Linked DNA regions of Homo sapiens: region 1 is linked to region 2. Evidence: chromatin loops called from intact Hi-C (ENCODE). Cell type or tissue: testis. All regions are shown on one strand. Each heading gives the region's core, and the rest is flanking DNA. Links, peaks and the distances in the headings are about the cores only.

Region 1 (3,678 bases), core at 789-3,288, 81 kb after region 2:
TGGAACTAGGCCTCTCATATTTCTCAGACACAGCAAAGGATAAAGGAAACTAAAACACACACGCATACAAAAAATTTCATCAATCAAATGATCAGGCAACATCAAGATATTAAAGATCAAGATTATGGTCCTTCAGAAAACACAGGTCAAATATGCTACGTGGTATAAACATCTAAACCGAAGCAATCAATTGCACCTAGCTGCCCTCCTCCCTCTCCCCCGGCCAAAATAAAATAAAAAAAAAAAAAATCCATCTCCTTAGAATCATCCCTGCTCTTTAGAAGCTTACAGAATGAGGACACTGATTGACACCAAATAAATGTGCTTCAGAAACAGTGTTTTTCAAACTGCAAGTTGTGACCCACAAATCATCAATTTAGTAAATGTCAGCCAGCATTTTTTTTAATGCAAGAGGGTGGAATATAATAGAAATTAGCAGAACATATCACATATAATAAGGGTAAATACTGCTTTGTGAAAGTTTCCCTTCATACCTACGTATGTACTAGATCTGAATGTAAGACATACTTATTACTGTGGGGCATAATTTTTTTTTTTTTAAGTTTGAAAGCTACCACCCTAGAGATCTGGGTCTAATGCATCTCAGGACCCAAAGAGTGAATGTTTTCCTTAGTCCTCAGCACCTATTCATACTCTTTGCTCAAGATAGACTACTGGAAACGTAAGAGCTCCACAGCAGCATGACATGAACAAGGGACAAGCCCCAGCTCAGCCTGTATTTGGACTTGAAAGCATTACCAACTTCTCTCAACAGCCCTAGGCGTTGCCTACAAGCTCTTTGTAGCCTAGCAACCTTCACAGTAGAGCTCCTCCTTTCTCCACTGACTGTATACAGTTCAACACTTCCAACCAACTTTCCTCAACTACAACTTCTGGAATCACTGTGTCCCAAGAAAAGACTATTAAATCTCCTCTCTTCACCAATTCCCAGAATGTCTTCCTACTAGCGGACCTAGAACTCAACAGAGAAGCTCCACACAGATCCTTACTTCCCCCAAGATCCCACGACAAGGCACCCGCCTGTCAGTCCAACACCCTCGTTCTCAGTCTCCCAACCTTGGGGCAAATCTTTTCTCCCAAAAGCCCTTATTCAATTACCACATCCACATCCTTTTATCAGCCCCTGGTAAGAGCAGGCCTAATGTCCCAAGGGCCTAGACATGCCCGTCCTTCCCCCAGCAAACCTCCCTGGGGACATGTCCTCTTTTCTGGGATTCAGTAGTTCAGAGACAAGTTTCCTATTTCCCCAGCAGTCCCAGACACGTCTCCCTCTTCTAACAGCTGGGAGGCATCTACCCATCCCCCACGCTGGGGCAAGGTGAGACGCCTAGATTCTCCCAGGAACCCGGGCAGGCTCCCCAACACGCCCTCCTCCAACCCGGGACCAGTCCCCCAGCCCAGCCCAGCCCAGCCCAGCCCAAGACCCTCCCAGCTCCGCCATAGCCCAGGCCAGGCAGGCCCCATCCTCCCTCTAGCCCCAGGGCAGGTCTCCCATCCCCACAGCTGCTCGAGACAGGCCCCATGTGGCTTTCACCCTTCCCCGAGTGTCCTATCCCAGCACCCTGCAGGAGCGACCCTCCGCGCCTCGGCTCCAGAGGGGAACGCCTCGGGCCTCGAGAGCCCGGCAGAGCCAGCGGGCCCGGCTCCACTCACCCCTCAGCCCGGGAGGCGGGGGAGCTACTGCGGCGGCTCCTCTGGCTGCGCCTCTCCTCCCCCCTCCCGGCCACCGCTGTCGCCGCCGCTCAGCCTCGGGCCTGGTCCCGGCCAGCCCCGGCCCGGCGCCGCTTCACCTAGTCCCCCACTCTGGCCGCCGGAGCCCAGTGTCCTGCATTGACCCGGAAGCAGCTTTCCCGGCCCAACAACAACACGTGACCCCGCCGCACGTGTCACGTCCGCTGCGTGAATGGGAGGGGGCGCCGGAGGAGCGGGTCCTCCCCAACCGCGCTGGGGTTGCCATGGCGACGGGGATGGCTGCACTGGCTTAGGCTTTACCACAAACACCTCATCTGCTCTTTCTCGTGCCCACCCATTGAGTGGACAATCCCCAGGGGCAGAACAGGAGTACACATTGTCATATCAGAGGACAATAGGGGCTGCAGAAAAGAGCATTGGGCTGAACCTTTCCAGAAACACTTGGAATCTTGGCCTGGCTCTGTTACTGATTTGCTGTGTGACCTTGACCAAGTCTCTTCCTATCTCTGGCTTCAGTGTCCTCAACCATAAAATGAGGGAACTATACTAGATGAGCCCTCAGGGTATGGTGGCAGTCTGACCTTTCTTCTGTGCCCCCTTCACAAGTGGCATCCCGAGCTTCCAACACCAATGTAGTAACAGCAGCTTTCATTTATTGAGCACTTTCTAGGTACAGGCACTGCGCATGTGCTATTTTTAATTTTTACAGCCCTCCAAAGAGATGGTATTTATAGAATTGAAAACAAGTTCAGAGTGCTTAAGTGATCTGCCCAAGACCACCCAGTTAGTAAATGTGACCAGGGTGAGATTTGAATCCAGGTCAGGCTGGCACCAGGGTCCATGCACTTCACTTTATGCCACGCTATTGCTCCAACTCCATGCATAGTATTACTATATCTGACTGTTGAGCTGTGATTGCTTATGTACTCCTTCGTCCATTTCTTTTGCAGAAACATACATGGAATAGGCGTGGTGCTGGCTCAACCCCAAGTGAATTCAGCCTTGTATGGGAATGTCCCCTGAAGTGCTAGGAGATGAAGATGTCTTTGTGCATAAAGTGTATGTGCTTCTGTGTGGTGTGTGCCAGAAAAGACGTGGGGGATGTAATGTGCATGTGCATGTCTGCATTGGTTTCTAGAAGGGGGAAACAAAATTATTTAGGACAGACCCAATAGCACCTTACCATCATCAGTTCCTGGAGACTTATTTTTGTCATTCTGTTTTGTTTTCTCATATCCCATAGGTAGGGTTAGACAGGGTAGAGAGGAAAAAAAAAAGCCAGAAGGTCATGGGTAAAGAAACTGCTCTGAGTATAAAGGGGATGATTAGCCAAGAATTGTATCTTAGGTTGCTCAGGAAGGGGCTTTACTCCCCCTTCCACAGAGAACAGAGTGCCTTTCTTGGCAATTTAAGAATTACTGGCTTTCAGAGCACTGAGATCATTAGCATTGTGTCCGGAATTGGTGGGTTCTTGGTCTCACTGACTTCAAGAATGAAGCCGCGGACCCTCGCGGTGAATGCTACAGCTCTTAAGGTGGCGCGTCTGGAGTTTCTTCCTTCTGATGTTCGGATGCGTCCGGAGTTTCTTCCTTCTGGTGGGTTAGTGGTCTCGCTGGCTCCGGAGTGAAGCTGCAGACCTTCGCGGTGAGTGTTACAGCTCATAAAAGCAGTGTGGACCCAAAGAGTGAGCAGTACTAAGATTTATTGAAAAGAGCAAAAGAACAAAGCTTCCACAGTGTGGAAAGGGACCCGAGCGGGTTGCCACTGCTGGCTCGGGCAGCCTGCTTTTATTCTCTTATCTGGCCCCACCCGCATCCTGCTGATTGGTAGAGCCGAGTGGTCTGTTTTGACAGGGCGCTGATTGGTGCATTTACAATCCCTGAGCTAGACAAAAGGTTCTCCACCTCCCCACCAGATTAGCTAGATACAGAGTGTCCACACAAAGGTTCTCCAAGTCCCCACCAG
Region 2 (3,678 bases), core at 553-3,052:
TTGATTACCCCCCTACTGTGTTCCGACTCTGCTTCAAATTGGTAGGAAGCCCAAGAACAGCAGATGCCTAAACTTTTCACACCCCCAGAAGGGAAAGAAAAATGATATTGCTCCTACTGTGGTTCATTGTATCTTTTTATCTCGTTGAGTAGCAGAAATAACATTCATGGCATTGGGGCTTCTGCTTCACTTCTATGTTTAATCACTGACAAAAGCAATTTATTGCCCTGTATACTCCTCCACTATGAACATTAGCCATTAAATATACCTTTGACTTTCTTATTCATAAAACCTATCAGCTCATGAAATCTCAGAACTTGTCGTTTTGGCTGCCAATAAATCCTCCCTTCCCAGAGCTCTGGAAGAGGATACTTAAAATGCTTTTCTTAATGACAAACAAAAGGGAGGGCCAGAGAACAACAGATGGGCTGCTTCTCCACTTACATAGACAGTGCGGTAAGGAACGCCAAAGAAGAAAACTGGGATGGCCAACTTAATCTCAGATGAGCTTCCATCATCTACTTTAGGGGTTTTGGTGTCATTCTGCCAAAATGGATACATGAGCTCCCTGGGCTGAGCTGTCAAGAGAGATGATGGTTAGATAGATGGCAGCTCCCTCTGCCGTTTGGCAATCTACATCTCTCCTACCTACTGAAGCCAGCTTCTTTCAGTAGGGCTTGCAAGCTGAATGCAAGTCATACTGCCCTGTCATTCATCCTAAACCTAGGCCATACACAGCGCAGTATCTTCTGCTCTGGGAAACGGGAAAATGGGAGTGACATTGTTTCTCCATAGGAGAAAGCACTTTGTGCATGTTCTTGCACTTTCATGCATCTTGGTGATATCTATGGCTACAGCTGGCTGGAAATTTGTGAAATTTCCCTGGAAACCTTGAGCTTTCTGGATACTGAGAGGCAGCCTCTAGGTCTGGCATGGCCACAGTTTTGAAGCTCCTGTTCTAGCTCAAGAATTCCACTATCGTGTGTTTTCCTGAAAGGAGTTCCCTCCCTCTTGCTGCACAATTGGAGAAAATCCCAGATCCCAGAAGGAAATAAACAACAGTGGGAACTGAGACAAAAGTGGGAGGAGAGGATTTGTAGCAATTGGCCCATGAATGACCTTGATTGAGGGCGGCCCTGCAAGAGGCTCTTTGCCCAACTCCTTTTTTACAAAAGACAGACATGAGATCCTCCGGGGTCAGAGGGTTGGGTCCTTGAGAACTCTTTGGAGAGAATGAATTGCAGGGCTCTGATTGGTCCTCCTGGTCACTGGAGAGCCATCACACAAACACACACTGCATCCCGCTGTGACAGGGTCACCTCCTCTCCTGGCTTGCTGCTCCCAGGTTTCCCGTCCATACTGTTGCAAGATGTGGCTCAGTTTTGTGGGAGAAATGAGACAAGTTCCCTAGGGTCTGCATCACTGAGGATCAAGTCCAATAGCATCTGTGAAATAATCTACATTTTGGGTGTTACTTTTCTTTGCCTCTGTCCTTTCTTCTCCTGAATGAATATAAGACAATAGGACACTATCGTTTTCTCCCTTTTTTCCTTTCTTTAAATTTCTCATTCTCGGGGGCAGGGGCAAGACCATGCTGGGCATCGGCCACACTTCTTGAGGTACCTGCTTGCTGCTATGAGATGCCGACACCCCCATTCTCATGTCGGGCCTTCTACTTGGGAAAGTCCCTGCTCTGTGCTGATGGAAGCAATAGGCTGGGGAGCAACCGGCCAAGGACTGTCTTTGCTCCTTTGGGAGGCTTTTGGTGAACAGACAACAGCTCATGTAAAAGAGAGGAGTGCAAAGCGGCCAGAAAGCAGGCCTGTTGCACCAGGCCAAGAGCCAGCTCTCCAGTTCTGAAGCAGGGAGCAAGAGGAGTTATGCCTCAACGGAGGGCTAATTTCTTTCCAGGGGCTGACATCCAAGGAGAGCAGCAAAACTAATCTGGTCATTCGTGTATATGCATCGTCCAAACCCCAGAAGTTGCTGAGAAGCAGCCCGAATTTGAGGCTGTAGGAGGCGCTGTGTCGGGTCATAGGCACTCTGGGCCCATGAGCTGTATTTAATGTCACAACCAGCAGGTGAAAAGGGGTCTTCTAACATTTCTATTTACATAATAGTAACAAATTAAAAATTCCTGGAAGTACTAATTAAAAAAAATCTTTATAATCTCTACTACAGTATTATACACAGGTACTTATTTCTGAAGTTAACAGTAACAAATTATGTCCTGGCATGGATTTATCCTTCATGGGGAACTTTTTAGGAGTCATGCCCAAGTATGAATGAGGGCTCAAATTCACACTGAATTATCATCATCTGTATGGAAAGATTAATTGGTATTTTGGGCTGCACTGATTGGCCAATCTGCCTAGGGAATGGAAAACCCATAATACCGCATGGAGGAGACGGAAAACCATGGCCAGGGAGAATGACCCTAACTTCCTCTTCTGCTGCAAAGGTGAGGCAGTTTGCAAGATTCTTCTCTTCGTGGGTGATCCTAATTAGTTCACAATTTTGAATAGGAAAGAACGGACTGTTAAATATTTTTAATTTTAAGAAGGATACAAACATTAAGAATATCTAATATGGTAAATAATACTTGTCAAATGAAAAAGAGGGTGCTAAACACAAGGGCGTAGGTTTAAACTACGGTAATTAACACTGCAGAAGCCATTATTATTTTTATATATATATATAAAACTGTTAGCAGCATGGCCTATCAATAACATCAGAGTTGCTAAAAGAAAGAATATCCCTATCCATGCTTGCCCTAAGCTGAGAATTTCACAATAAACATAGCTATGTTTCCAGGATTTTTTTTTTCCCACCAAATAAAATGTACTTTCTTGGAGCTGGGGTAGGAGGTTGAAGTCAAGGGCCCTCTTTCATTCCCGTGGGGTTTCACACTATGGTTTAACTGCTTAAATTCACCAATTCTGGAAAAATATTAGCACTGCACAGGGGCTTGACGTGTTCATCTCAGACTTGTACTCATGTGCCACTTGAACTAGACAAACTCGCAAGGTAAAGAAAGGTGCCTTAGAATTTTAGCCATAAAAAGTTAAAATCTACGTAGACCGCCCCGTCTTTGTCTAAAATCCAAAACAACAGTAGAAAAAAGACATATGTGGCCTTTCACTTACCCAGGGCAGTGCTACACAGAGAAAAAGAAGGAATCACTGAGGGGAAAAATTGTCTTATTTAAGTTTTAGATTTGAGGGCCACGTAAAAGGTCACTGATACACAAACCACTGACATCAATGCTATTGTAATTTCCTAGTTTTTGGCCGAAATAAGTAGATTCTTTAAAGTCTCCACCACAAATTAAATGCCTTAATGGAAATCAGTGATCAGACATGAAGTGCACATACCCCTATCTTATCTACTTTTAATGGAAATAATTTTGCGTAATTTTAAAGATCTACTCCACTAGCACAGGGCAAGCTGGTACATACAAATAGTATTTGAAGTTAAATAAGAAAAAAGTGGGAATATAAGTAAACCTCATTTAAAGTTAATGAATTTTACCCTTGATAATAGAATTTAATTACATTTTTCTCTTGTATCTGTAGACACACATGCACCTGCCCTTACAATTGTGGTTCCAATAAAAGTGTCTCTTTATCAATTCAAGAGCATGCTAACTGAGAGCTTTATGGAATTCTGTAGTACTCA

The links. Peaks named below come from ENCODE experiments on the same cell type or tissue, not always from the same donor. Only the 100,000 strongest peaks of a DNase experiment are listed, where the experiment ranks them.
Region 1: a loop joins it to region 2, with 2.6 times the contacts of the local background. A loop is called at or near these places in 9 of 110 quality-filtered maps.

The regions. Positions count from the first base shown.
Region 1 is chr11:121,022,288-121,025,965 of GRCh38, reverse strand. TBCEL-TECTA (TBCEL-TECTA readthrough) reads right to left here and starts at 1,864. Exons shown (of 30, transcript NM_001378761.1): 1 at 1,675-1,864. It overlaps TBCEL (tubulin folding cofactor E like), which reads right to left and starts at 1,864. Exons shown (of 9, transcript NM_001363644.2): 1 at 1,675-1,864. RefSeq lists silencers at 1,611-1,880, 1,901-2,050. In testis, for the core only: no CTCF peak of the experiment used is centred there; a DNase peak (open chromatin) is centred at 1,915; H3K4me3 peaks cover 1,769 bases; H3K27ac peaks cover 1,530 bases.
Region 2 is chr11:121,102,731-121,106,408 of GRCh38, reverse strand. It overlaps TBCEL-TECTA (TBCEL-TECTA readthrough), which reads right to left. Exons shown (of 30, transcript NM_001378761.1): 9 at 445-578. It overlaps TECTA (tectorin alpha), which reads right to left. Exons shown (of 24, transcript NM_005422.4): 3 at 445-578. Among named protein-coding and RNA genes, the nearest start is that of TECTA, 3.3 kb to the right of the region's middle. In testis, for the core only: a CTCF peak has its summit at 1,969; DNase peaks (open chromatin) are centred at 1,178 and 1,808; H3K27ac peaks cover 635 bases.